7 separate regions of the Homo sapiens genome follow, and regions 1, 2, 4, 5, 6 and 7 are each linked to region 3. Evidence: chromatin loops called from intact Hi-C (ENCODE). Cell type or tissue: dorsolateral prefrontal cortex. All regions are shown on one strand.

Evidence for each region. A loop is a pair of places that touch in the nucleus more often than their neighbours do. Peaks named below come from ENCODE experiments on the same cell type or tissue, not always from the same donor. Only the 100,000 strongest peaks of a DNase experiment are listed, where the experiment ranks them.
Region 1: a loop joins it to region 3, with 10 times the contacts of the local background. A loop is called at or near these places in 20 of 110 quality-filtered maps.
Region 2: it touches region 3 in a loop (4-fold over the local background); 21 of 110 quality-filtered maps call a loop at or near these places.
Region 4: it touches region 3 in a loop (3-fold over the local background); 15 of 110 quality-filtered maps call a loop at or near these places.
Region 5: a loop joins it to region 3, with 4 times the contacts of the local background. A loop is called at or near these places in 8 of 110 quality-filtered maps.
Region 6: it touches region 3 in a loop (4-fold over the local background); 8 of 110 quality-filtered maps call a loop at or near these places.
Region 7: a loop joins it to region 3, with 3 times the contacts of the local background. A loop is called at or near these places in 7 of 110 quality-filtered maps.

The regions. Positions count from the first base shown.
Region 1 is chr2:199,930,867-199,934,866 of GRCh38, reverse strand. It overlaps TYW5 (tRNA-yW synthesizing protein 5), which reads left to right. Exons shown (of 8, transcript NM_001039693.3): 8 at 1,544-4,000. The coding sequence ends at 1,800. Among named protein-coding and RNA genes, the nearest start is that of C2orf69, 22 kb to the right of the region's middle. In dorsolateral prefrontal cortex, no CTCF peak of the experiment used is centred here; a DNase peak (open chromatin) is centred at 2,196; H3K4me3 peaks cover 1,404 bases; H3K27ac peaks cover 4,000 bases.
Region 2 is chr2:199,938,384-199,942,383 of GRCh38, reverse strand. TYW5 (tRNA-yW synthesizing protein 5) reads left to right here. Exons shown (of 8, transcript NM_001039693.3): 4 at 2,251-2,295; 5 at 3,314-3,451. Among named protein-coding and RNA genes, the nearest start is that of TYW5, 15 kb to the left of the region's middle. In dorsolateral prefrontal cortex, a CTCF peak has its summit at 1,717 (motif pointing right); no DNase peak of the experiment used is centred here.
Region 3 is chr2:199,849,093-199,853,092 of GRCh38, reverse strand. FTCDNL1 (formiminotransferase cyclodeaminase N-terminal like) reads left to right here and starts at 1,901. Exons shown (of 5, transcript NM_001363886.2): 1 at 1,901-2,353. RefSeq lists an enhancer at 1,435-2,009 and a silencer at 1,841-2,120. In dorsolateral prefrontal cortex, CTCF peaks have their summits at 1,455 and 1,663 (motif pointing left); DNase peaks (open chromatin) are centred at 1,842 and 2,282; H3K4me3 peaks cover 1,967 bases; H3K27ac peaks cover 3,475 bases.
Region 4 is chr2:199,737,866-199,741,865 of GRCh38, reverse strand. It overlaps a transcript of FTCDNL1 not described here. Among named protein-coding and RNA genes, the nearest start is that of FTCDNL1, 110 kb to the left of the region's middle. In dorsolateral prefrontal cortex, CTCF peaks have their summits at 1,636 and 1,847 (motif pointing right); a DNase peak (open chromatin) is centred at 1,885; H3K4me3 peaks cover 973 bases.
Region 5 is chr2:199,462,080-199,466,079 of GRCh38, reverse strand. It overlaps a transcript of SATB2 not described here. Among named protein-coding and RNA genes, the nearest start is that of SATB2-AS1, 4.0 kb to the left of the region's middle. RefSeq lists an enhancer at 3,000-3,765. In dorsolateral prefrontal cortex, CTCF peaks have their summits at 2,274 and 2,473 (motif pointing right); DNase peaks (open chromatin) are centred at 1,864, 2,499, 2,939, 3,932 and 1 weaker place; H3K4me3 peaks cover 3,246 bases; H3K27ac peaks cover 4,000 bases; H3K27me3 peaks cover 4,000 bases.
Region 6 is chr2:199,796,976-199,800,975 of GRCh38, reverse strand. It overlaps a transcript of FTCDNL1 not described here. Among named protein-coding and RNA genes, the nearest start is that of FTCDNL1, 52 kb to the left of the region's middle. In dorsolateral prefrontal cortex, a CTCF peak has its summit at 1,938; DNase peaks (open chromatin) are centred at 1,575 and 1,885; H3K4me3 peaks cover 782 bases; H3K27ac peaks cover 2,494 bases.
Region 7 is chr2:199,604,579-199,608,578 of GRCh38, reverse strand. LINC01877 (long intergenic non-protein coding RNA 1877) reads right to left here and starts at 511. Exons shown (of 7, transcript NR_110270.1): 1 at 452-511. In dorsolateral prefrontal cortex, a CTCF peak has its summit at 2,046 (motif pointing right); no DNase peak of the experiment used is centred here; H3K4me3 peaks cover 1,211 bases; H3K27ac peaks cover 1,141 bases.

The DNA of each region.
Region 1 (4,000 bases), 82 kb before region 3:
TAGGCATTAGTTTGAAAGTCCATAAAGTTCAACACAGCAAGGTAATTAACATCTGTAATTAATACTTAAAAGTGAACTCTTGAAGATTATAAAAATCATAATTAAAATTAAAGGGATATATTAACAAATTCTATTTATAGTTGTAGTTCCATATTTAAATTAATCTATTAAGAATCATTAATACTTTTCACTGATAAAAATAAGTAAATATTAATAAAGATCCATATTTGATGACTTCTTTTGGGACTAGATTATAAATTCCTTGAAGACAACTATGTTTTGTTCATCTTTGTCTTCCCCAAAAGGGCCAGATATGATATAATGGCTTTCATATAATTGATAATTTATAAAAAGTTGACTTTTTATTCTTATTTTCATTGAAAGCAACGAACGTATTAGTCTTCAAATCTATTGCCATCTTTTAAATTTACACTTTTGGTTTTTGTATCTTGGGAGCATGATTAAGATCTATGTAGTTTTCCCTTATTCTTCATACAATTGTTTTAAGAAAAAAAAAAATACTGAACATTTGCATATATTTTTAAACAAAAGCAAAATTCCTGTCTTTGGGTTTAAATTCAGCTGAATGGTTAGCATTTTCTTCCTATTATATTGAATAAGGGAAAAAAAAGATTCTGAAAGAAAGTGTAGTTAAGATTAAAACCATGTTTGAAAATTAGTTTTCCAAATCAAAATGTTAAGCTTTTGTTTTTCCTTAAACACTCTTAGAATAAGTTTCTAAAATTTAAATCTCCCTTTCACAGGATTAAAAGGGTTTTTCCTGTGATTAGTGTTCCATCTTTGTTATATTGTGGTATTGCTTTAGTATTCCTCTAGCACCTATATTCTGAAAATGTTTAGATTCAATTGAAAATAAAGTAAATTTCCCAATAAAAGGAAAAAAATTAATTAGGTATATAATAAAGTTTACTCATCATTTCCACCACCAAAATATTTGCTGTAGTTTTGTATACTATTTATAAAGGAGCTGAAAGAAATATAAGATGATTATAATTGCATTCAAAATATAAAACGAGGAGGCTATAATGAATACGAATTTAAGCAAGTTAGAAAACCAAATCGCAGCTTGAACAGGAAGTCTTTAGGGACAAAAGTATTATAATGAATCAGAAAAGGTCAAAGATACTCCTCAAGTAATTGAAATGTTCTGTGTACCAAAAAATAAACACTTTGATGTGGTTGTATGACTCAGGAAGTATAAACAAGTAACACAAAACACAGCCCTAGATTAGAGAACTGCAAAACAAATATATCTTTATTATGTCTTTCAAGTTTAAAGGAAAAATTGCTATTTCTAAAGGTTTTAAAAGTAAGGGTTGTGCTATTGACACTTTAAATTTGTTGGCAATTCATAAAAGTTAAAATGATTCTGTTAAAAGCCTGGAGTGTGCTAACGAAGGGATCTGGTTACAAGAATTATTTCTTACATTGGCTATATGCAATTCGTGATATTTCACTGACATTTTGGGTTTTTTTTTAACTGTAGGTTTTATTTTTAACTTGTTTTTTAAACTTTCTCCAGCTTTATGGTTCCATAATGTAATTTCTGAAGAGTTTGGAGTGGGAGTGAATATCTTTTGGAAGCACCTTCCATCTGAATGCTATGATAAAACAGATACCTATGGAAACAAAGATCCTACAGCAGCATCAAGAGCTGCACAAATTCTGGACAGAGCCTTGAAAACACTGGCCGAGTTACCAGAGGAATATAGGGACTTCTATGCACGACGAATGGTCCTACACATTCAAGACAAAGCCTACAGCAAGAACTCTGAGTAAATAATGAAGTGAATGCAATGCACATTAACACTTTAGTAAGGTATAACGATATAAATTAAAGATTTTGTTAAAATAGGAAAGATACATCAGATTTACAGATTATGTAAGTACGAAGGGGTGTTTGTGTGGATTCTACTTGATACAGATTGTTATAATTAAAGAATGCTGTGCTGGGACCACTCTTTAACATTCAGATGCTGACCACTAAAAGTCCAACTTAAAATGACTTAAAAACAGTAAGAAAATATATTGATTCACAATACATGAAATCTATTGACAGAATGTGCTGCAGTGTTTCTGATCCAATGATTCAGTAATGTCATCAAGAACCTTGGGAACCCGCCTCCACACCCCACCCCCTTTTCAACCACAACATTGGCATCATCCTAAGGCTGGCTACCCTCGTGGTCATGGGATGATTGCCAGTAGCAGTTGGAGCCTTGTGCATCTTCATTTACATGCAGCGGAAGAGTCAGGCTGGATTCTAGGGGCCCTGTCCTAGTATGAGAAAGCTTTCCCAGAATTCACTTTCCATATCCTTAGGTCTCATTGCTCTAAAGTAACTTAGACCTGTCCATCCCTGAGCCAGTCACTGGCAAAGGGTCTAGAATAACCTTTAGGGCAGTCAGGTCCACTGGAGCTGAGAGTAGAAGTGGAGGCCACATGAGGGATATATGGGGACAGAAAGGATAGTTTTTTTAAAATCATGGTTCTGATAGGAAAAACATGAGCAACGCACAATATCTATTACATTTGCCTAGAAGCAGAATTTTTTGAGGAACTTTAAAAAATGTACAGATACCTAGGTCCCAACTTTGTAGACTGATTCAAGAGTGTTTGGGATTTGGTATAGGAACTTAATAGACCTCACAGGGTGTTCTGATGCATAATCAGAGCTGAGATCAACTGGAGTTGATGATAGTGACTTGGATTATTAGTTTTGTGATTAGTGCAAAACAAATGTTTAATCTGATCTTGACTTTTCTTGCCACCCAGTATGTCAGGGTGGTTTTTGGTTTTTGAATGTTACAAAATAAATAATTTATACCTATGTCTAAACCTTAGCCTAGTTAAAGATTTCCCAACTATTTTTTCCACCTATCCCTTTTTTAAAAGAAAAATTACTTAAAGAATGAATAAATGAGATCCTAAAAGTGTTGTCATCGAAGACAGTGAGCCATTGTGTGTGGATCTCTGCTTTTGTTTTGTACCTAGTAATTATATTGCAGTGTCATTGAAGACCACATAATCTTCACTGAACATAAATGTGTTCATCTAAAGCAATCTCTTAGTACATCAATTTGGTGCATTTTAATTAGAGAAAATCATTTTCTCTATTGAAGAGAATCCATCCACTCATGTCCTATAAATTATAGTAAATAAGGAAAAGCATATATAACATTCTGAATTTCCTAGGTGTCTTTGGAAACAGGTAAGTTACTCAGGTGAATAAAGGTGAAAAAAGTCTTGTCAGAAAAGGAATGATTATATTAGCCAAATTTAATTACCAGGTTTTGATCTTCATTAAGCAAAGCAAAGAACTTCTTTACTGATTCCTTGTCCTTCAGTAAGGAAAAAGACAAAACTCTCCTTAGTTTACACATTATTTATGGTCAGTTTTTAATAAATCTTGTTTTTTTTCTTAACCAGCAAGAGAATTGATACAAAGTATAAATCCAGAGTCATGTAGAAAACTTGGAAGTATTAATAAAACAGATTACAGTTTGTGCACTGAATAGTCATCTTAATTGATTGTTTAATGGAGAAGCAAACTGGATGACCTTAGACAAAATAACATTTATCTATGAAGCTTATTTTCCTCATCTTTAAAACAGAACTACAAAAATGCAGAGAGTTCAAGGGCAGGCACATAGTTGATAACTGGTGCTAGTTCTTCTATTTAATTATATTCCATCTTTGTTGAGAGATTTGAGGTAGCTCCTGTTGCAGTATTAATTTATAATATTTTAAAAGTTAGAGAACTTTCCTTTGGGATGTTTTAAAATTATTTCCCTGGTCATAATTAATATTAGGGTCTGTTTATTTCAAATACAAAATATTTTAATCTTTTCTTCCTACTGGGTTAAGACCAAATGAGATGTTTGTTTTTAATGTATAAAATCTTATACAGTGTATGTTAGCTGCAACTTCTCAGGAATTCTGAATCTTAGAACTTTTTTATTGAAAGAGATCTTAGAAG
Region 2 (4,000 bases), 89 kb before region 3:
TAGGAGTGCAAAAGGCTGGCCGGGCGCGGTAGCTCACGCCTGTAATCCCAGCACATTGGGAGGCGGAGGCGGGCGGATCAGGAGGTCAGGAGATTGAGACCATCCTGGCTAACACGGTGAAACCCCGCCTCTACTAAAAATACAAAAAAATTAGCCAGGCATGGTGGCATACGCCTGTAGTCCCAGCTACTTGGGAGGCTGAGGCAGGAGAATGGCGTGAACCCGGGAGGCGGAGCTTGCAGTGAGCCGAGACTGCACCACTGCACTCCAGCCTGGGCTACAGAGCAAGACTCCGTCTCAAAAAAAAAAAAAGAAAAGAAAAACAAGGAGTGCAAAAGTCTTGTTAAATAGGAGAAATAACTGTGAAAGGAAAGGGGAGGAAGCAGGATTGGATAGGGGAAGACATGTAGATACAGATCTGACAGTCTCTGCCAACTCATCCTGGAACTCCTGAGCAGACTGCCTATGAGAAAAGTCCTGCATTGGGTGGCAATGTCTAGGTCTTTTACCAGCTTAAGTCACTGGTTGTGACTACCCCAAGAAGAGCATGACCTAGATTCCAATCCTGAGGTGGACCTGAAGAAGTTAACAGCTGGTAGCTCTAAGCTAATCACACTCCTTACAATGAAGCAGTGAGTTCTTTCTTGAAGGAATTTCTGAGCAGTGCACTTCTGTGTCTGGTGCATTAATTTTATTTTTTAAATCTTGAAATGTTAGAACTAGTAGAAAACCCTTAGACTTTCGAAGAACATTTTGAAACTTATTAGCCAGTAATTTATAGAATCTATGTGATGTGGTGCTAGCTAAAAATAGAAAAGCACTGAGAGTTCAATTAAAACCTCAATCATCAATTTATGTCTTAAGATAAATATTATTATCTTTTGAAGTTTATGTTATAATTCTCAGTGTTGGGTGAAAGAGGCAGAATTCTGAGTTTGGATTGCCCAAGTGCTTGACTTGGTATATCTCACTTCTCTAACAGTGAATGTTTTATAATTCAAACAGTTCTCTAGTTACTTGGTGAAGGATAAATAATAATTTTTGGCCTCGCACAGTGGCTCATGCTTATAATCCCAGCACTCTGGGAGGCCAACACCGGAGGATCACTTGAGTCCAGGAGTTCGAGACCAACTTGGACAACATAGCGAGTCTCCTTCTCTACAAATAGTAAAAATAATTAGCTGAATGTCCCAGCTACTCGGGAGGCTGAGGCAGGAGGATTGCCTGAGACCAGGAGGTTGAGGCTGCAGTGGGCGTGATCGCATCACTGCACTCCAGCCTGGGTGACAGAATGAGTCCCTGTCTCAAAACAATTAATTAATTTAAAAAATTTAAATAATTTTTTTAAATGATCAGTTTACGTTTACTACAATGAAATTATATTTTTCTAATTCATACATGAGCTGAATCTTAAGCATTTGGCTTGAGAATTTATAGACAGGGATAGGCTTAGCTTGATAAAATGCAGTGTTCTCAAGTTTAAAAAAATATATTATTAAAAGCATAAGGTATTTATCTGTTACTGTACATTTATATTTACTAAGTATTAAGACACTATTAAAATAAGAGTCTAAATAATTTGGAACATAAAGACTAAATCATTGTAGCTTTAGAGATGGTATGTATATGTTGCCTTTAGAATTTATTTTACTTATTGTTTTATGGATCCAGTCACTATCATGAGCAACATATTAAAGACATTTCTTCATATGGCCACCAGAGAGCATTAGTAGAAAGGGTAAGAGAACTGAACTTTTTTTTTTTTTTTCTTTTTTGAAAAGGTCTTGCTCTGTCACCCAAGCTGGAGTGTAGTGTCACAATCATAGCTCACTGCAGCCTCAGCCTCCCAAGTAGCTGGGACTACAGGCACGTACCACCATGCCCAGCTAATTTTTTGTAGATGGTGTCTCACTCTGTTGCCCAGGCTGGTCTTGAGCTCTTGGACTTAAGCAGTCTTCCTGCCCTGGCCTCCCAGAGTACTAGGATTACAGTTGTGACCCACCACGCCCAGCGATAATTGAACTTTTTAGAAAACTACTTAACTGGGTCAGATTTTAAGACTTGTTTCCTAACTTTACTTCCTAATATTTTTGAAGTGAAGGTGTTTTATTTTTTTCCGTAGTTCTCAGTACATAATTCTTTTTTTTACTTTTAATTATTATGAATACATGATAGCTATACAAATCCTAGTATTTTTACATTTGAAAAAGTAAAATATTGCTGATGTTATTTTTCTCTGGGGTGTTTAAGGATGAGAAATACTACTTACGGTCACTTGGAGAAGACCCTAGAAAGGTAAGAATTCTAAATGTAAAACAATTCCCTAAAATCTAAATGGATGTATGTATGTTAACTGGCAACACTGTAATTTTATACTTACTGCCTGACATATTCCCTGTTCTATCCTTTTCCATTCTTCTCTCAGTGATTTGTGCCCCTGAATAAGAAGTAAGATGATTAAAAAGTGATTACTTTGTATTCAGGTAGGCCTGTAGAATCTTAGTGTTTATAGTCATCTAATCCCTATACAATAAGAAATCTCTTCTACTGTATATTTTATAGGTGGCAACTCAGTTAACAAAATATTAATTTGAAATAATTATTAGAATCCTGAATAGTTCATTGTATAAGTTTTGACATGTATTCAGAGTCAAATTAGTATGGCTGTGATATTAAAGAGTAGTCCCTAAAATGATCAAATAAGATTATTTTTTCCATTTATGTCACCATTTAGTTGTTTACCCTCTCTTTTAGTCCCCTCCCTCAGTAGAATTCACAGGTTTTATGTAGGTGATAGCTAGTAATGTTAGTTCAAGGTGTTGACTCCTGAATATTAGAGTGGATGACATTTGTGTAATTTGCTTAAAGTAGAAAGAACCTTTCTATTAATGAAGCATATTGAGCTTAACAGTAGTGATACTATAAAATCTGCAGTCTTGTTACACAGCCTGGTATTTCTTCATTTGAAAGATCATGTATCGGCCAGGCAAGGTGGCCCCATGCCTGTAATCCCAGCACTTTGGGAGGCTGAGGTGGGTGGATCACCTGAGGTCAGGAGTTCAAGACCAGCCTGGCCAACATGGGGAATCCCGTCTCCACTAAAAATACAAAAATTAGCTGGGCGTGGTGGGAGGTGCCTATAATCTCAGCTACTTGGGGGAGAGAGAGAGAGAAAGATAGAGAGAGAGAGATCATGTATTGGCACATGGTCACATCATAGTATTTTAAAGCAGTGAACAAAGTTTTGCCCCAGTCTTCCTTAATATCATAGGGTCTAATCTAATTTTTTCTTTTTATGTTTCTGTAAATGCAGGATGTTGCAGATATCAGAAAGCAGTTTCCTTTGTTGAAAGGAGATATTAAGTTTCCAGAATTCTTCAAAGAGGAACAGTTCTTTTCCAGTGTTTTTCGAATTAGTTCACCAGGATTACAACTATGGACTCATTATGATGTATGCTACATAAATGAGAAATTTAAAGCTACAATAGATCTTTAGCATTATAGATTTAACAGTCACAGTTTCAACTTCCTATAGGTTACCCTAAACATCTGTGTAATTTGCTGAAACATGACTTTTGAAAATAGGTGCTGTGCATAGCAGTGATACAGGAATGAATTATTTTGCTAATGGCAAAGCCTAGTTGGTTCCTCACATTTGTATTTCCCTGTGGTCCTATTCTTGATTCATCATCATATATATACCAAGTTTTGTGAAGTGATTTTTTTTTCCATGTGAAAAATGGCCACCAGATAATGGGGGAAATTGTATTGGAAAAAGTGATAAGCCTTTAGTATAAGGAGGTATAAATGATACACATGACTCTGGCTACCCAGAGATCCATAACTCTCTGGGTCATGCAAAGTTATGTTATTCAGGAAAAAGGCTGAAGCTTGTTGAGTCATTACCAATTGTAAGAATTTGGGGATATCTGAAGATCTTAGGATATATATGCCTTGAGAATGTCAAATATCTGCTGTATTTGTAGGGCAGCAAAAATGT
Region 3 (4,000 bases):
AGCTCTTTTATGTAGTGAAATGGGCAGGAGTACATGCGGTACACCTAAAGTAACCGATGGTAACTTTCCATTCTTGAAGAGAACAAAATAATACTTTCAATCGTATCGCTAAACTTCTCATGGGACAGGTTGGTATGTGTCTCCTTGTATTTTCCAAAAATACATGCTTACCCTCCTCAGGCAGGGGCCGGATGCTGCCCCCCACAAAGAACACTGGGGCCCTGCTTTCTCTCCATTTGGGTTTGAAGTGAGTAGAGTGGAGAAAGGGATGCTTTCAGAAATGTTATCTTACTTAATGCCCCCATAGCCTGTAGCTCCGTAAGGAACAGTCTCTCGGGAGAAAGAGAGGATTAGGAGCTGTGGGGGGAAAAGCTTTCCTTCTGGCAGTTTCTACAGCTAGAACCATGAAGCCCCCAGGTGTCACACTGTTTTCTCTGGAGAAATATTATAAGATTAGATGTAATGTTATTACGCTGTCTCATTTGGCAAGTAGTATCATTATCCGATTGTTTGGAAAGGTGAAATACAGGGGATTCTGGTTCTTTGCCCTACCATGGAAGGAACATTTGGACACCACATTACTTTTTTTGGAAAACGGAAGCTAAAGCTAGAGGCCAAAAAAGCTCTCAAAAGAGAAGATGAAGAAAGTTAGGAATATTGGTCTGATTAAAAAGCTCTCAAAATTATCTAGTGAATGCTGACATTAGATAGGTATTGGTCTTTAGGTAATAACATGGGTATGTATCTACTTTATGCACTTCTATGCAGATTTAGTAGAAAAAAATACCTAAATATATATTTAATTCCATAGGATCCCAGTGCATTTTGAGGATTTAAACAGATAAGCCAACCTCAAAGGGACTGATTCTTGCAACTAAAACACAGACACCTCTGGGGTGAAATGTGGCAACAGTTTGACAGGCATAGCAGTAGCTTAGGCCAGAAAGGATTTATCCAATTAAAATTATGGGATGAATTTTGGCTGGCAGAATGTAATTACCAGCCTTGGAATGGATCCAGGATCCTGAGGTTAACACCCCTCCTCTTGCCAACAACCCTCCTACCTGCCAACACTCCGAGATGGAGAAGGCTGGATCTGACATAATCGCACATAATACTGTTGTGACATCTAAGTACAATGATGATGATGTGAGAAGCATCATGAACCTGATTTTTTTTAACACTCATTATGTTACTTATTTTTATGCCACATTAGGCTAGAAACCAAATGTCCACATAAATGTTAATTTCCTCAAATCTGTGTTTAAAAATTATAATTAGAAAATAAAAAATAGATTTAAAAATTAATTTATTCCGTCAAAGTAGTTATTTAGTGATTATTTCACTACAGGAACAAAATTGGATCAAAATGGTGACATTTAATCCTTGCTACACGAAAAAAAAAAAAGCAGGTCCTGATTTTTTGGAAGCGAAATGTGTTTTCAAGGTTGAGTGGCCTAGAAAAAAAGGAAATGCGGAAGCCTGATTCATATTCGTTGTAACTTTGACTAAATGGGTATGCGCAAGGACTGCTTTTGTCCCGGGGTGGGTCCAGTTCACAGTCACGGGGGGCACTAATCCTCCAGGAGGGGATTTACCAGAAGGGTGTGTGTGAGTGCGTGTGTCCCTTCCAAGGAAACGAGAGAAGAGCCCCCTGCTGGTGCATGATCAATAGGCAAAGACCTGATCATTAGATGCCAATGCCCCTTTAAAGTCATTAATTGACTAGAGAATTGTGGAGGGTCTGGCGATACGGAAGAGCAAACGAAAAGGCAACACTGATAAAAATCTGAAGCGTTCAAGGACGCCAGGCACGTGGTGCCGGGTCAGGGAGGGAGAGGCAGAGCCAGCCCGGTCGGTGTGCGGCTGGGGTGGGGCGCGCTCCGGGCGTCCGGGAGGCGGAGCCGGCGGCAGACGCTGCGCGCGGGCCACGCGCGGCGGCGGAGGCTGCGCGCGGGCCACGCGCGGCGGCGACTTGGGCTGGGCGGTCGCCCTGCCCCACCGCCCTTCGGCGCTCGCAGGTCCGCTCCCCTCCCAAACCGCAGAGCGGCAGGCGCGGCCGCTGGTTCGAGAGCTCGGCCGGGGCAGCGCAGCCGCCGGCTGCCCCTCGCTCCCAGGCGCCACAACCCCGCGCCCTCGCCGCTGCTGCGTCCCGCGAGACCTGTGGGGAGGCCGGGAGTCACTTCGGGTTCCCTTTCAGCCCACGTGGTCCTGGGACACTCCACCCAGGAACCTAGTCGGCACCGCGCAGGGAATCCCAGCAGCGGGGTTCTGGCCCCAGCACGCGTTGCGGCAGCCTGGCGAGCGTCCTTGCGGCCTCCAAGTGCCGGTGGGGTGCGTGCGCAGGGGGCAGGTGAACTGCTGCACTTTGCACTTGCTAGGCTAGGTTCTCCGCGGGTGGGGAGGCGCGGGGGCGGGGGACGGCCGAGTGTTTAATCTATCACCAGAGGTCATCCAATGGTAATTGAAGGATGAGCTGGGAGGACTAGGATCTCCCTGTCCCAAACACAGAGTGTTTTGGGGGGCTTGCGTTTGGGTCACTTTCTGAGCCTGGTACTGCCGCTCATTTCAGCTTCGCTGTGAAGGTGAATTTTTCTAACACCATCTTTGTGTGATTTAGCTGTCCACAGGGAATCAAAATGTGGAATGAGAGGATGAAACTAATCCTTTCTTTTGCACTGTTAGGGGTTGCCATAAACACCATTTGTTAAAAAGCATAATTATGTTGGGAAAGTGCCTGATGAGACAATTAAGCTGCATAAACACACTGAAAACAAATGAAAACCAGAAGACGCCCACACCCCTTGTGTAAAGCAATTTTTTGTTTACATAGAAACGAGAGGTCTGGGTTGCTTTATTACAACAATGTTATTAATATCTAGAAAAACCTAATGACAGAATTTTTATGAATTTTCAGTGATGAGATGATGGACATGATATGAAAACCTGCCTGCAAACCTGAGCTAGCTACGAAGCCTGAGCTCTCTCTAGGTTAAGATGATTAGGCCAACGAATGATCCTGGCGAACAAGCCAGTGGATTTATTGAGGGAGAGCACCATTATTTGCACCAGAGCACTTTTAGCTTAAACTCTAAAGTTTAACGCGTGTCTCAGAGTTAGACCACTGTGGTTGGTATCCCTCACACAGGGAACAGTGGTTGGTATCCCTCACACAGGGAACATTACCTGTCAGAAAAAGACCCTCATTAAATATTTGTTGAATGAATTCATGAGGGCCTCATCTATTTTTAGTTATGGTATTTAAAAGAGACCAAAGTTATGAGGTCCTGAACTTGAAGAGGGAAATTATTTTCTTATTATTTTAAGATGTTTTAATTCCTTTAGATCATGAATATCATTTGAAGTATGGAAAGATGTGTCAAAAATGCTATTCTAGAGTACTAAAAAGTATCAAAGCAACCTCCAAAACCTGTATAATTAATTTTCAACAAAAATCACATTTTTGATATTATTGAATAATATGTATCAGAATATGTATCATCTTTCAAGTTACAGAATTTTGTAAAAAGACTTTAAACTGATTTAGAAACTTTGGTGGAACAAGGAGGAACTTAGACAATTGTCATGTAAACCATCCAAATGGCTTCCTTATTTATTTGTATAATGTCCATGGCATGGCCTGTAGACACTTTCATTTTTGCTGCAAGAATTTCTTTTATAAGAATCCACATATTAAATAATCTTCCTCATTTTCTTTTTCTGCATTTCCCCACTAAGTCTAGTTTAACAACAAAAAAAACATACCTGTTTGTAAAATAGTACAGACCTTGAAAACAGGGATAAGGCTAAGGAAAACTATGCTTAAAATGGGATAACATACTTTAATGAAAAACTTTCACTTACATGATGAAATTCACGCTGAGGACCCTGCCAGGTATTTTCCAGTGTCGTTACAAGGTTTATATGTATGTGACCATGTACACATGGTTTCTTATTTTAGTCAATCTGGAGATTTTATGCTTTAGAATTTTTCTAGGAA
Region 4 (4,000 bases), 110 kb after region 3:
TGTGGTCCAATATATTTGAGAAATGTTTAGTACAAAAAAGTTAATTTTTTTTTTACTGTAGGATTTTCAGAGCATTAATATGTCAAGAGGAAGATATAAAATGAAGCTTTCTTAAAACCTTTGATTTGGTTTTGAAATACTTCTTATAGTGCGCTTGTTAACATCTAGTTCCAGAGGACAATAAAGAATTTTGAGGAGGGAAGTAACATTTGAAAATATTTTATTTAGGATTACAAAGACAATTCTGGAAGCAAAGTGGAGATGAGCTAGAGAATGTTAATGAGGGGGAGGTGTTTTTGAAGGAATATATTATTTGTTCCGTAAGTATAATAATTATTCTGAAATGAGTAATATAAATATGTCACCTAATCGAAAGGGACTGCTAATTAAAAAATAAAATGTTGAATTAGTTCTTATTTAAAAAGCATGGTGGTGCTTTGTGGGCCAGTGCTACTTCCTACAAGGAGTTCATCAATTAATTAGGTACATATTTAATAGACTTCTTTGGTTACCCAGTTTTGCATTTGTATTTTCATAGGTTGATATGGAGACTTTGAGTTTTGTTTTTTCTTTTGTTTTGTTTTATTTGAGAGACAGGGTCTCACTCTATCGCCCGGGCTAGCGTGCAGTGGAGCGATCATAGCTCACGGCAGCGTCGAACTCCTGGCCTCAAGCGATCCTCCTGCTAATGCCAACTCTAAAATACCCAAGGCAGGATGAACACAGGCTGTCTTCTACTTATTAACTGCACGAACATAAGCAAGTTATTTAATCTTTCTAATTGCAAATTTTTTAACATATAGAGGGGAGGTCATAATTCCTGCCTCAGGGAGTTGTGTTGATAGAGTGGCATGACCGTTCTTTGTGATCTGTGAAGGACTGCCTGAATGAAGACTTGTGAGACACTGCAGGAAGCTGGCACACAGTGGACCCTCTATAACATTTGCCGAACCATTTCATGAAAGTAGATCCTAGCCCTGTCTTCTAACAGCATGAAAAGGGGCATGTGCTCAATTTGTGTAATCCAAATTTTCAAATCGAGAGTTGCTACCTGTTAGCTCTCCCCAGGACTGCCACCTCCCTTTCGTGTGAATGTGAGTTGCGTTTCCAGACTCCCCTCAACAACCTCCCTCCGAGTTTTCCTAACTCAAAGAGGCTACAGGAGATTCAATGACAATTGCCTTTGAGGTTGCCAGAGCAGGCAACTCTTTGTTTCTAATGAATCCATTGGATGGGCCTTTCTCCCCTGCAGCCTTGCTCTTGGAGATCACCTTGATCACAGCTCACCCCACGAAGCTGGGGAAGGGAGGGCACCTATGGAATGTCCTTATGGTGTTCTAACACGTCCTTAGAATGGGGCTCCAGCCCTGTGCTCCACTCCTCCGGGCAGCTCCCATGATGCTCAGATTAGGGGGCAAGAGGGAATGGGGCAGAAAATAAGGCGATTCAGAGGCTCTGGAGAGCTCTCAGAACTACAGCTTGGCTTGAGTTCCCACTCTACCTTTTGGTGGTGCAACTGGCTACGTCAGACTCTGAACTATTAACACCTGCAGAGTTTTCTCTTCTCCAGGCCCTGCTCCATCTCAAAAGTTTCCGGCACCACCGTGGCTGCCTTTGTTTCTCTTGTCCTTTCATTTAGGTGGCTCTTTGCCAGTGATGGTAGCTCATAAAGATGACTAACAGTCATAAAATGAACCGAGTTGTTTTTCCATGCAATAGTGATTCTTTGCAGTTATAATTCTTCTGAACTGACAGCTAAGAAGTGAAAAAAGGTGCGGTAATTGAAATTAATTTCCCCTTTAAACAGTGGTTGTTTTCCACCCTCGAAGTTCTTCTGGCGGCAATGCGTACTCTCGCCAGCAGGGGGCAGTGTTCATCTTTAAATGACGTGAGCCTGGCAGGCCCGGCTCCCAGAGTTCGCAAACCCCACCGTGTCCCAGGATCCTAGGCCCTCCAGAGCCCATACTGAAGTTCTTCTACACACAACGTCTCCTGAATGCAAATCTTATGGACTGGTAAGTCTAGATTTGCTCTGAGTTCTGACATTAAACAAAAGCACTTCCATAAAACGGAATGACGGGGACTTTATGGCAGCATGCAGCGTTATTTTCATTGTGAATAATGTTTTAAGCATTTCGGGGTGTTGGGATGGTCACAGAGTAACTGAAAATCACTCTAGTATTATCATAGCTGCTAAACTGGGTTTTTTGTTTTGGTTTGGTTTTGATTGTTGTAGTCACCCTGAGGCTGTTCGAATAAGCAAGGGAGGAATGAAACAACTTTCTCCCAATTAGCCAAACTCCTGTATGGAGGCCTCTGTTCTTTCACATAAGCATACTCTAGCTTCCCAAAACAGAAGTGTGTTGTCCACAGTGTGGTGACTTGGATTTTGAATGTAAAAACTAGAATCACACTATGTTGCAAGTCAACTTTTAACCAATGAATAGATGATAAGCCCAATATACTCTAAGTTTTACCCGTAAAGCTCCTTCTGAAAATAAAAAATTCGCAGCACACATTTGTGTGCATCCTTGCAGTTTTAGCCCCCTGTTGATAAGAGCACCCCGATTCCGAAGTGGTAGAGGGTAGGGAAAGAGGAAGGGCTATCTCCTCTCCAGTGGCCTTGAGGCAGGAACCAGCATTCAAGAATGTGAGTGAAGTCGGGTGATTAAAATAGCCACACTGCTTCAAACTTTGAAATCTTACTTAAAACACAGTCTTCATTTTATTTCAATGAGAGACATACACTTTAAGGAAACATTTAACATTATTTTTCCAGGTTCTTGAAGAATTTTGCATTTCTTCCTTCCTTCTGAGACATGGTTTCTAGTAATTTCCCCATACAATTTGGGCTTCCTGTGACTGAGAATTTATTGCAACGCCTGTCACATTTTATGGTGCTATTACGAAATTTAACTGAAATACATGAGAATGGTGTGTTTACAAAGGTTGTGCAATCCTCTGAGTTAATAGAAACAAAGTTCCTTTGGAAGAGTTAAGTGGGTCTTAAGCTATAGTACTGAGAGAGGGATACAGAGAGAGAGGAGGAAATTTAGCCCTTACAGTCTTCACCTTTGCTTCACTCCATCATTATTTGCTTTTCTCTTTACCATCATTGATAGTTGAATTCAGCATTCACACCAAAGCAGCTGTGTATTGAAACGAGCTTTCTTAAGAGTTAAGGAATTTAAAGCACTGAGATTTTGGACTTTGGGAAACACAAAGTGAATCATTTGACCTTGAATTGTGTATCACAATCCTCTGTTTCAGCATGAAGACTGCATATGTACATGTTTAATGAAAAAGACCCTTAAGGTTTGCAAGGGGGAAAAAAAAAGCAATGCCCTAGATTTATATATTCCATTAAACGTGATCTTCACAGGCTAATTAGTTAGTAATTTCACCCTTGCTTGTAATATAAACCATTTTATGCTCAATAATAATAAAATCTATGTAAACCAGGCTCTTTATTAATAAACATGATGTGCTTCTGGCTTTCAAATAAAATAATGCTTTACGTGCTTTCCTGTCTATCATGCCTAGACTAATCACACAGTAAAAATCAAACAACTAAAACAGTAGTTTTTATCTCATGCTGTAGAAAAACAATAGAGAGACCACGTCAAGAGCTTCTGAATGAGCCATGAACTAGAGAAGGCTGGGATGGGGGAGAGAAACCCAAATCTTTCTTTCAGTGTATGGTATCGAGAAACTTTTAGGCTCTTAAAATGATTCAAAATATGTTTTTGAATAATGAGCAGACATCTATGGAATTGCAGGTGAGGGAAATGACTGAGAATCCCGTTTCTTATCAACTCCCCCAACCTGTGAGAACCCAGTGAAGCAGTTAATGGAGAGGCTCCGTGAGCCTGTGCCGTGAGGCAGCTGTGGTCATTGAGGCAGCTTCCCCAACAGACAGGAAGAAACAGGGAACCTTATGTCTCAGGTTCAAGTATCATACAAATATCTTCTAACTGAAACGCTCCTAATTGTGGAATTT
Region 5 (4,000 bases), 390 kb after region 3:
CTTACAGCATAAAACGAGACGAACTAAGGGGAGCCCACCACTTTTCTAGCTAAAAGTGGAAAGGAAAAGTTGTCTATAATATGTAAATACAGGAGATATGAGTGCACAGGTTTGGGTGGGTTCCTGGTAACTTCTGGAGCCGACTTTTCCCTGGTCTTGGTTTGCAAACTTTAATTCCCATTTCTTTTCCTTTACTATTTAGCATATGACTCTAACAATAATCTGATTCAGAAATACTCTTCATTTCGTTAGGCTAACATTGATAAGGAATTTAAGTTCAGGTAAATTTTAGCACAACACTTTTCTAAAAAGTAACTTTAAAAGTGTTTTTAACTTCCACACAACAAAAACGAAAAAAGTATATATCACTATGGTTGGAGAGAAACATTCTTAGATTGCCTTTATATTTCAGAGACTTTGTATAGGTGCCAGCAACTCCGCAGACACTAACAAATGGGTTATTTGCAGTTATTGTTCATGAAAGGTCTTTTATATTTTTAAATTACGGCATGGTTCCCAGGTGGAAAAATTCCTTACAATTAAGAACTGGTTTTCAAGAAGATTGGAAAACCAGAACAAAAATTACAACGTTTTATCATATAGAAGTCTTTACTGAAAACAACGGATATTGAGTGGAAGTCAGAATGTAATGAAAGTTAATTAAAATGCAAACTATTAGGGAAACACTGCAGATGTCTTTCTGTCATATCCAACGGGACAGTCTTTAGATATTCCACCCTCCCTTATATTATACTTGTATTGTGAGACTTGAATGGTTGTCAACAGTTTTCTGTTGACAGAAATAACAACAGTTCACCTTTGAAAACTCTTCACTCAAAGCTACAATGATGATTGCTCTCGAGACAAGGACTGCTGAAACAAATAACTTTCACACATCTACACTCACACTTGCACACCCCAAACGCACACGCAATTGCCGGTTTTTGAAAACGTTGCCTCTGAATGAGAAAGAGAGAGAGAGAGAGAGACTGAGAAAGTCGAACTCGAGCTTAGGTAACCAACAAACCCAATTACTAGGCTTTATTGATACTAAAAGGAAAAGTTCCCCTCGTAAAATTTCTCTGAGCTTATTAGTTATTTAAATCAGCCCCAGGGTTGGACGCGTGACGCCGAAGGCACCTTCTGTCGGCTCCTGGAGGTGAGCAGCCAGCGTCCCTGCGCCGACCCACAGCCCCTCGCTCCGTCCTGGGCACTTGGGGCGAAGGCGGGCGCAGCGAGCCGAGGTGAGCCACTGGGCAGGGGCGCAGGGCCCGACACGCCGGGAGAGAGCTCCGCGTGGCCTAGGGTAGGACACCGGGCATCACACTTTGGAAAGGAACAGGTCCCAGCCAATAATAAGGGAGTAGGCGAGTAGGCCACGCGACCGCGGGGCGCAGGAGCTCAGCCGGCCCGCTGCCTGGCTCGCCAGACCCCGGCCCGCTGGGCACCGGCCCCTGCGACCCGGCCGGAGCGCTGGTGTTCGCGCCGTGAGTCGGGCGCGGGGCGTCTCAGACCTCCAGGGCTCGCTAGTGTTTTGTGTGGGTCTGGGAGCTTTGCAATTGGGTGGGCACCAGGTGAATTTACACCTTTCTGGGTCGCTGTCTCAATAGTTGACAAGTCCCTCTGTGTGTGTGTGTGTGTGTGTGCGCGCGCGCGCGTGGAAATGGTGGTGGGGGTGTATGTGAACAGCTGAATTTATTGAAAATAAACCCCAACCCGCCCAGTGAAGTCCTCTAAGCCCGACACGGGGTTCCCAAGTCCGGATGTGGCTCCGGGACCGCGCGAGGCGATGCCCTGTTCCTCTGGGCTTGGCTGTAGGGCGGGGAGGGAAGGCACCACGGGGTGGGGGAGAACTGAGCCCGAGTCGCCGCCGTCACAGTCACTTGGGCCTTTCCCGGAGGCCAAGGTCTTGACGGACTGAAACGGTGTCCGAGGGGATTCGTGATACCGAGAAAACAGGCGAGGCGCCAGCTCGGGAAGCCCTCTAAGTTGGCCCCCACTCCTTACGAGTTTGGGCCGCCGGATACACTGCCCCCCTCGTCCCTGGCTCCAGTAGGTGTCTGGGACCGTGGGTCCCGCAGCGGGCTTTTTCGCCCTCTCCGCTTGGTTCAAGACCGGCGTGGGCCCATAGCCTCAAAGCGTTCGGGAGGCAACTGCGGTTTGGGCCCCCTTGCACCCGGCTGCCTGAGCTTGCCTGCCCCTACGAGGGGTGGGAGCGGATTTCTGGACGCCTGCTGGCCTGCCTGAAATTTGGGGTGCGGACCGGGTGCTATCTTGGGCTTTCCAGGTGTACTTTTCATTTCAAGGGGTTGGGACAAACTGTGGGCGTTCGTATTTTGCACGCGCCAGGGCGTTTTTGTGTTGAGTGGCCCGGTGGTACCCTGGGCCAGGGACCTGCCCATCCCCCGCCACATCCTTAACCCGTGGACTGCAGGCGACGCGGAAGGGTTGGCTCCGGGACGCGACCGGCAGAGCCGGCGCCGAAGGTTTCGGCCTCAGCCCACGCGGTGGCGCTGTCGGGAGAGGACGCTGGGGCTCCGGGCCGGGACCCGGGCAGTGACCCGGGCTCGAGGGTGGCGGGACATTGACGCCAAGCCGAGGCCTCGGGGCTCTTCGCAGCCACCTTGGGCCTGAGATCCTCTGCCTCACTCGGTGTTTCCCTAAGGAAAACGCGGCGGGTCGGGAGCGCCACCCGGGGCCCCAACCCCGGCAGCTCCGAGCTGGGGGCGGGGACGCAGCGGCGGCTCCTTCGGCGCTTCCTTTTCTTCCCCCACCCTTGCCTTGTTGTCCCGGTTTACAGTCGATTTCTACAAGTAAACTAGATTAGCAGGGCAGTCATTCTCTCGCAGCGTGGTTGCAGAAGGGGACCCACCTATTAAGTTCTGGGCTCTGCAAAAGAATGAAGGGCGCCCCGGGGGGCGTTGCCTGGTGTGGTAGGGTGGTGCTCCAGGCCGCAGGACCCTCCGTCTTCCCCGGTCCCCCGGCCCGCGGCCGCCGAAGGGACACCAGATCTCCCACCAACGACTCCCCCAGCTCTGAAACCTATCTCCTCGCTTTCTTCCCCCAGGGCAGGCAGTGCCCACACCCGACGCCCATCTCCTACCCCGGGAAGCCCAGTGCAGAAAGCTCCCCGTCCTCGCCTGAGGCAGCTCCTGGGCCGACCTTGGCAATTCCCTTCCCGCCCACCCGGCTCCTGAACGGTCGGCCCCACTAGCCCCAGACCCTCGGGCCTCTGGGGTGCTAGGCTCACCGCCTAGCGCAGACTCGTTGCCCACCATCCTTCCCCATCAGTCGTCCCTCTGAGGCGTATCTCTCTGCTCGGGCCGCAGGGGCTCATTCGCTTGGGGCCGGGAGGAGGACCTCCACAGTCTCTACCTCCGGCGGCCGACGGCTTCCTTCCCTCTCCGCCCCCGCCCAGACCCCCTGAGCTGCCGGGGGAGCCAGGAGTCATTTATCTTTGCCTGGCGCGGGTTGGGATTTGTCCGGCTCTGATGCCAACGAGGAAGGCGTGCGGATAACGAAGTAAGTGTCCCCCGCCCTGCGCTCCGGTCAGTCCCCAGACGCCCGGAGCACTCTGGGAAAGGGCTGAAGCCCACCCTGGGCGAACCGTCCTCCAAGGCGCGTCCCCCACTGGGGTATTCTGGCCCCTGGCTCTTGTCCTCTTGGCGCATCTGATTTCCAGTCTAAGCCCCTCGCGGTTATGCCGTCCGAGAAAGTGTTGGTCGCCAACTCTCCACGGACAGTCCGCGGCGGAAATTGGCTTCAGAGCTGGCGTGGGCTTCATTTGAAAGAAATGATTCCCTCCCGCCCTCCTCCCGCCCCCAGGAGGGCAAGCTCCAGGGGAAGAGGCAGGCCCGCTTGGGTTCCTAGAAGCCGTCGAAAGCTTTTGACGCGGGCGATTCCCATAGTTTTCCCTGCGTGTTCCAGGGTTGAGGGAAAACGCGGCGCAACTTTCCAGGGCTCTTTAAAAGGCAGGGTCTCTCTGCCTGGGTGACCGAAC
Region 6 (4,000 bases), 52 kb after region 3:
CAAAGGATGTGGTTTTTAATAATGTCCATCCAATACAGAAGCTGTAGCTGCACTTATGTATATGTTGATGTAGTATATACAATTATAAGGACACCAGATTATTTCATTTTTTGTGATAATCATAGGAAACAGAATTGATCAGAATTTCTGTTTCTAGAGGAACAAATCTGTGATATAGCTATCAAGAACAAGTATGTCCCATGGGAATTTGCCTGTTGGGAAAGTTGTATCCCAAACATTAATGATTAAAAACACATTTCTGTCAACCATTCTAAATAAAGGAATGAGTTATTTTATATTCTGTTCATATAAAATGACAGATTACTATCATTTGCATAGGTGACAAAAGAGTAGCCATAAAAATGTGGAAAACATGTATAGCACTATACAGATAATAAGTATATGTTATTTTTCTGGAATTCACAATAATTGTAGTTAAAAAATGTATAGTTTGTTGTAATTTATTTTCTCATTCTAAATTCACTTACAAACCTATTTTTGGGTTATTTTTTAATGATGGTACTCAAAATGGTGTAAGCTTCCAGCTTCACAGGACCTGGACCTGGCCGTGTGCTGAGTACATGCCAAGCATTTGGCACATCTATTACTTTATTTAATTCTCACAACAGCCCTCTGAGAGCAATATTATTCCCACTCTACAGGTACAGAAACGGAGGCTCAGAGAAGTTAAGTAACTTCCTTGAGGTCATATATCTTGTAAGTTTCAGGACCAGGTTTCTGTATAGGTTTGTCCTTTCTGAAGTCTATTCTTTTACCCTTTGCTCTCCAGTTCCTAGAGTGACAATGTCATTTCCTCAGAAAAGTCTCCTAAGATCACCAGGGTAGGTTACATGCTCCGTTATGCCTGTCCTTTCTTTCCTAGCTCACATCACAATTAACTAATTACTAAAGTGATTATACTGTGATTATTATATAATCACAGTGTTTTATTATACTGTGATTAAAAGTGATTATCCTGTAACCTCCATGGAGGAAGCTGTCTGTTTTACCTACAGCATGGAAACTCTGGGTATTCAGTGAATAATGCATTTAGATCTACTAATTTTCAGAGGCACCTTAGAGCAGCTTCTTGCCTCAAGCACTTTCTTTCTCACCTTTCCTTCTGCTCAGCAAAGGAAGGGTCTGGGAATGGCAAAACATTCAGGCTCAGAATTAACACCCAAGAGTATTAGGGTTGTGCAGCTGATAATGTAGAGATGTTATCATTTATACATTCACACCTTCATATGGATTGCCTGGTACCAATTTCAGGTACCAGATATCTATGGGGCTGGGATATTCATGCCAAAAGGGTATCTGTTACATAGTTTTATATTTTTGTAAACTGAGTCATCTTAAAATGGGAGAGCACCTGTGTTCAATTTTCCCTGGAATGAGCTGCTAAATTCTCTTGTACTCTTCACTTCGGATGAGGTTTTCTGGATGACACCATCTGGGAAATGTCACTTTGATTAAAGTAAATATGCAGCATAGTTAACACTGGGAGCCTATTTGAATTTCTCTAAGTAGCCACATCTACAGAAGCAGAAGGCAGCCGGCTCTTTGGGCTGGGAGAACTTGAGAGAGATGCATTCCACGGTTTGGTGTCAGTCGAGTGGCAGTGTGTGGCCAACTAAGCTCTGAAGGATTTTGTGTATTTTCCTTTTCTTACCATTGGGCTATTTTTTTTCTTTTCCAGTTTATTTTGACACGAAGAAGAAAATATATAAAAATAAAAAACTCAGCTTTACGATTGCCAAGTTTTTCTTTCAAACTAAGAAAAGAAACCAGTTGTTGAAAAATATGATGAATGGCATCCTTTGTTTTATTTTCAGCGTAGCACATGAGGGCACTGCCATTGGAAAGGGGCCAAATTCCCCAGGCAGGAGGGAACCCTGGGCTGAAAGGCGGCCTAGTGATTTTGGAGGCTGGTGTGTCAGGATTTCCTTTCAGCTGTTACAAATATCTCTCTTCTTTCCACAAGATTTCCTCACAGACTCACCCCCCTCCCATTCTTCAGGCATTCCTTGTGTTTTCAACACTTGCTACTGATGAGGATGTCATCTATTTGTAAGAAAACGCCATTGGTACAATGTGGGGCTTTCAGCATTTACATTGTGGTTTTCCCGACTTCCACAGCTATTGACTTATTTGGCTGTGGGATCATGTATGGTTGAGGGCAACAGTCAGTAGTTGACGTGTAAGCAATCCATAAGATTGTTAGCATGATTCCTGCTCATTGTTGTCTTGTCACCAAGTGGTTTGGGAGAACCAAGGGGAGAGAGAGTCTAACTTTCTTGTTCTGAAAGTCAACCTCAGGGCCCTTCTGATCTCTCTGTGCCGCTCACGTGGTGGAATGAAGAGGAAGGGATGGATGAGAAGAAGGGTCATGCTACTCTTTCAAGGAAGTGAGGGAAATGTCTCAGATGCCTTGAGCTCATCCTCATGTGTCCCATGAAGTGAAATCTAAAATTGCTCTGAGGACGTAGGTGAACTGTACCTCCACAGAACCTGTAGCACTTTCCCAATTTGGAAGCTCCTTCTGAAAACTTTATGCACTTTGGCTGGGGTATTTAACTCATTTATTATAACTTTTGTTTGCCAGGGTGTTTTTCTCACTAGACTGAGATCTTTGAGAACAGGGCTGTTTTATTCCACTTGGTAATTCCAATACCTGGTCTCAGAAAACCTTTGCTAAATAAATTAATGTACCAATAGCTGAATTCCAAGCCCTGGTGTTGAGTCAGAACTAGATAACTCTCTAGGTATAGTTGGTTTAATCATTTATCAAGTGACTTCAGGTTCTGTTGCATCAAGTTGAGTTACATTTATAAGGGACAGTTAAAGGAAAAAGCTGTTCTGAACTTCTAGGGAACAGAAAGTCTGGCTCAACTTATGTGTGAGGCTGGGGAAAGAGGGTAGAGACATCACAATTCCTCATAAAGACAGACATCAAATGACTCGAGAATGCAAACACCTGACTTACTTCCTGCAGAAACGCCAGTGGGAAAAAGTGTGAGTTGGAGCTCCTCATGCCTCTTCCTGTTGTCTTTACTCTTAAATTCAGGCTGTCTTTTAAATGCCCCATGATCTACTTGTAAACTCTTTAAGCAAAAACGATGCCAGGTTCTGTTCTGTGGCTACCAGATTGGAGCTTTTCTCTCCCGGCTTCATTCAGTTAATTGAGCTGTGCTGGAAGGTTCAGTAATTTATTCTATGGAGTCTTTCTGTGCAAACAATTCCAGGCTGAGGGAAAGAGACTTAGCTGAATCTCTCAAACACTTGAAATGCAGAATTTATGTTTTGGAAAACACCAGTGAGTCAGTGTCCTCAAATGTAATCAATAAAAGACAGTCTCCATCATCAGCTTTTCATTAACTGAGCTTAGAGTTGCCTCCTTTTATTGCTTTTTACATGTTTACAGTATCTCATTCTTTCCTTGATTCTGGATTTTCACACCATATGGCCACATCTTTAAGTCATTTTTCAGCTGCTCTATTAAATAGTAAAATGAGATTCAGAACAGATTTCTTTGATTTTAAAATAGCATTTTGGGTGTGTGACTTTGTTGTAAATAAAAAAAGAATTAAGACACTCAAACGCATGAAATTTCAGGTATTTCTACCCAGACAGTGTAATATGTAGCTTTCTGCTTACTTAGAATAAATATATGTTTATCTCGTGGAATTTCACCTGCTGCATAAATGGATTCATTCATTCTGCATATTGAAATTCATTTCTACTTAAATAAGATTTAGCCTCCACTGTTGCTAATGAACATAGATTGAAAATGAAATTGAAAGTGTATCTTTATAACTATTCAATATTATACTGTATTTCTCATTAGAAATGATTGCTATCGCTTATAAGCATCCATACTACATGTCAATAATGCTCTATTGCTGTAATTATGGTGGTGTTTCTACTATTTGATCATATAAAAGGGGATTCTTTTATGTTTTACTTTTTTTCTGGGTTATCTAGTGGTCAGTTCCTTGAG
Region 7 (4,000 bases), 240 kb after region 3:
TTTTCTACCCTCTATGACTAACACCATTTATCGAAGATGAAATCCCCAGAGTACCCTGTTCTCTTCCTTACTCTTTATATAATTTTTGTTTGTTTTTTTTCACTCCTCTCAGCTCATACTTATTCGCTCTTTATATTTAATTGGTCATATAGTCTTACTTATTCCACCTCTGAAAAATTCTGAATTCTGTCTCCTCTTCACTCCTATTGTCCTTGCTGTACTTCAGTCCTTATTAACTCTTACCTGAAATATTGCAGTAGCCTCCTAACTGGCCTCTCTGATTTTGGTGTTCTTCTTTGCCAAGAGAAGATGCTTCATCATCCCAGCTGCTGCTGGAGATGTTCTGCTAACATAAACAGCTGATCAGGTTATTCCCCTTGCTTGAAAGTCCCCTAGTTTAATCTCCTTAATGGGGTAAGTAACGGCAGTCAAACCAGCTGATCCCACCTACCTCTCCAGTTTCATCTCTTGGGCTCCTCATCTCTGTGTCTCTCTAGATGGCGAATGCTTTGAAGACAAAGATCTTATTCATTTTTGTATTCCTCTTTCCTAGAAAAACACCAGATACATAGTGGATCTTTTGTAAATTAGTGAACAACTGAAAACACGGAAAAAGGCTTTTCAAATTATTCAGGATTCAAATATGCAGAGGGTATCATGGCAAAATAAAATTAATAGAAAATACAAATTTAGAAAGATTTCAATATGCTATATCTGAAACTAATGAAACTATTTTAATGGGGACCAATGATTCAAAACTTAACTGTGCAAGAATAAAATGAAGGAGGCCTGCTGTCTTAGTCTTTTTAATTGCTTGTAATGGAACAGCTGAAACTGAGTAATTTATAAGAAACAAAATGTATTTCTTACAGTTCTGGAGGCTGGGAAATCCAAGGTTGAGGGGGCCCATCTGGTGAAAACCTTCTTGCTAGCGGGGGCTCTGTACAGAGTCCTGAGGTGTATCACATGGCAAGGGGGCCGAGTGTGCTAAGATGCTTGCTCAGGTCTCTTCCTTTCTTAGAAAGCCAGCAACCCTACTTCCATGATAAACCATTAATCCATTAACCCATTAATCCATCAACCCATGAATGGATTAATCCATTCATGAGCACAGAGCCCTCATGATCCAATCACTTAAAGGTCCCACCTCTCAATATTGCCACATCGGGGATTAAGTTTCAACATGAGTTTTGGTTGGAAATAATCAAACCATAGCACCTACCTTACACTCAGTTAGGATGAAAAATACCCAGGGGTTTTGTTGTATTACAACTGAATAGTGGCCAGAAGTGTGTTCTGGCTAGCAAAATTTTATGAAACCCTAAGTTACATTTCTAAACAAAGGACGAGATAATGGAGAATATGGTTCCACAATCATTTGTGCTGGCCAGAACAAAACTAGGTTTCAGGGACACTGACAGCTGAAGCTCAATCAGAGAATGGCATGTAGGAGGAGGGAGGTTCTGGAAAATATTCATGTGAAGAACCATTAAAAACTGAGAGTATTTACCTTAGAGAAGAGAAAACTTAAAGGGAATATTAGTTTCCTTAAATTTTTGCAAAGTGACTGTGGAAGTGTTTGATATTAGCTGAGTTCTTCTGAGGGCAGAACTAGCATGAATGAAATGGCATTAGAAAGGCAGATGACTTCAGTTTTATATAATGAAGACATTTCTATCAATGAGAGTTATTAAACAAATACATGGGCTATTGTTTGAATTTCTTGAGAACTGGAAATGTTCAGGCAACAGCTGAATGATGGTATGTCAGCAGTATCGGAGAAGGAATTCTAGACGGCCTCCAAGATTTTTCTAACGCCAAGATTTTACAGTCCTATATTTTATTTTTAGTTTAATTTTAAAGGAGACCACCGAGAAAATCCATTTGGAAACTTTCAATAACAGTGTAAGGTATAAAAATCCCAAGCCACCAACTAAATTTGTCTAAAAGGCAACCCCTAACCTCCTTGGTGAAGGCCTGTCTTTTGTTTCATTGTTTTGGCGCCCTAAGCACCCACAAGGGGGTGCTTGTGGGGAAAGGATCATGGATGTGATTAAAATCCTTATGGCTAAGCTCAGGATTAGAATTAGTAGTTAAACAACTGTGCAAAGATGTTTGCAAATCCTGATGAGGAAGCAAAGGTAGAGAGAAAAATGTCCAAAATGGAACCTTCATCAGACCCAAGAATTCTCCTTTGTTTAAGTCCAGAGGAGGCTAAGTAGAAGCAAACACAGAGGAAGCATTTTGTTATCAACTCCAAGGCCCTAGAGCTGAACTCCTCAACATGTTCCTCTCTGTGTCTTTGGCTGCTTGCTCAGTTGCTTGTTTTCTCCAACTACAAAACATAGAGACTAAAAGGCACCACCGATCCCATTCACCAGAAGCCGGGATTCATGAGTTAATGTCTGCAAAGCATTTTGAGCTTGTTGGAAGAAAGGCGCTAGATAAATACAAAGTGTTGTTGTTATTATAGGGAAGAAAAAGCAACTGTTAGCTCAGGGTCTATAATTAGGAAGCAAATATAGTGTCTGGTGGCTTTGATAATAGGATTTCTATGAAGATGTGGCATGCAGTAAGACCGTTGACTGAAATGTTATAAATGACATGATTTTTGCCATCCGAGTCAAAATCCTTAACATTTTAGTTTTCGGTTTTGTCTTCCTGCCCCTCTTCCTGCCCCTCCCCCCACACTCTATTTTTAGGTAAACTCTAAGAAAGCAAGTGTCAAATTAACAGCCCTGAAAATTAATAAACTTAGCGTGTTTTTGGAGAAAGTATGGTCCTGAAGGCATCTGGACTTGCTTCTTTTTCTTTCTGAGGCCAAATCTCGAAGACTTTAAGTTGAGCGTCAAGGTGTTCCACTGAGCGCCTTCAGATCCTGGATTCTTATGCTCTCTGTTGAGTCTTCAATTTGTAATCCCAGGGCCCTGTTGGAGGCCTAGTCCTACAGACTGGAAGAGAAAGCTCTGGAATTCTTTCAAGGGAAGCACAGATCTGAGTGCAGGTCTTGGAAAGTAAGTAAAGGAGGAAATAGTTTTAAAATATTTTAATATGTTTATCTGCATATTTTCGGTCTACCCATAATGTTCTGAGAATTTAAATGGTTTAAGAAAATCACTTCTAAAAATAAGAAATATTGTTTTTTGTGGAACAGTTTAGCCCTTCAGACTCCTCTCACTCCTTCTGCTATCAATTTGCTTAGTGATTTTTACCTGTATTTGCCTCGATTTCCATCCTATAAAATTGTCATAAATGATTACTATTCTAATCAGTGCTGCTGGAGAAAGGCAGCAAAGGCAGAATTCACAGATGTACAATTAAATTCTAATCTTTGACCTGCCATTAATTAACCAGCCAGCTATGGGCTTCCAGCAAGTTGCTGAATTCCCTGTGCCTCAGTTTCCCATAATGTAATAAACTAATAAATAATTGAAATGAATTAAAATGAAATTCACTTGGATTTAAATAAAGTAAATGAAACTTCCATTAAGGACTTTTCCATTTTTAAAATCTCTTATTTGTATGATTACTTCATTGTCCTTCCTAAAGTAAACATTTATGATTATGTCTTTAATGTTGATTTTCTTGTTCAGGTTTTCTAATTTTACTGTGGGGACTAGTTTGTTCCATGGAACTTGGTGTCATAAGTCTGATTTGAATCTGTTACATTTTTAGAACACAGAAGTTTCAAGTGTGTGTGTGTGTGTTTCATTGGGTAGCTGTAGACTTGTTACTTTTATCCCATGGGTTTGGATTTTTTAAAAATATAAACATTGTTTCTATTATTACTACCAATAAAAATATGTAAAATAGAGATTTATATTTTCACAGTCTTCTTGTCAGCTGAGTTTGCAGGAATTTTGGTTCAATGCATGTATTTGTCAGTTGCACTGAGGCAGGCAATGCACTTGGCGTCTAGAGGGTGAGGAGGGGTGGGTGGGGATGGGTGAGAGTGAGGAGTTTGAGGGGAGTCAGAGGAGGTCTCTAATTACACCAAGTT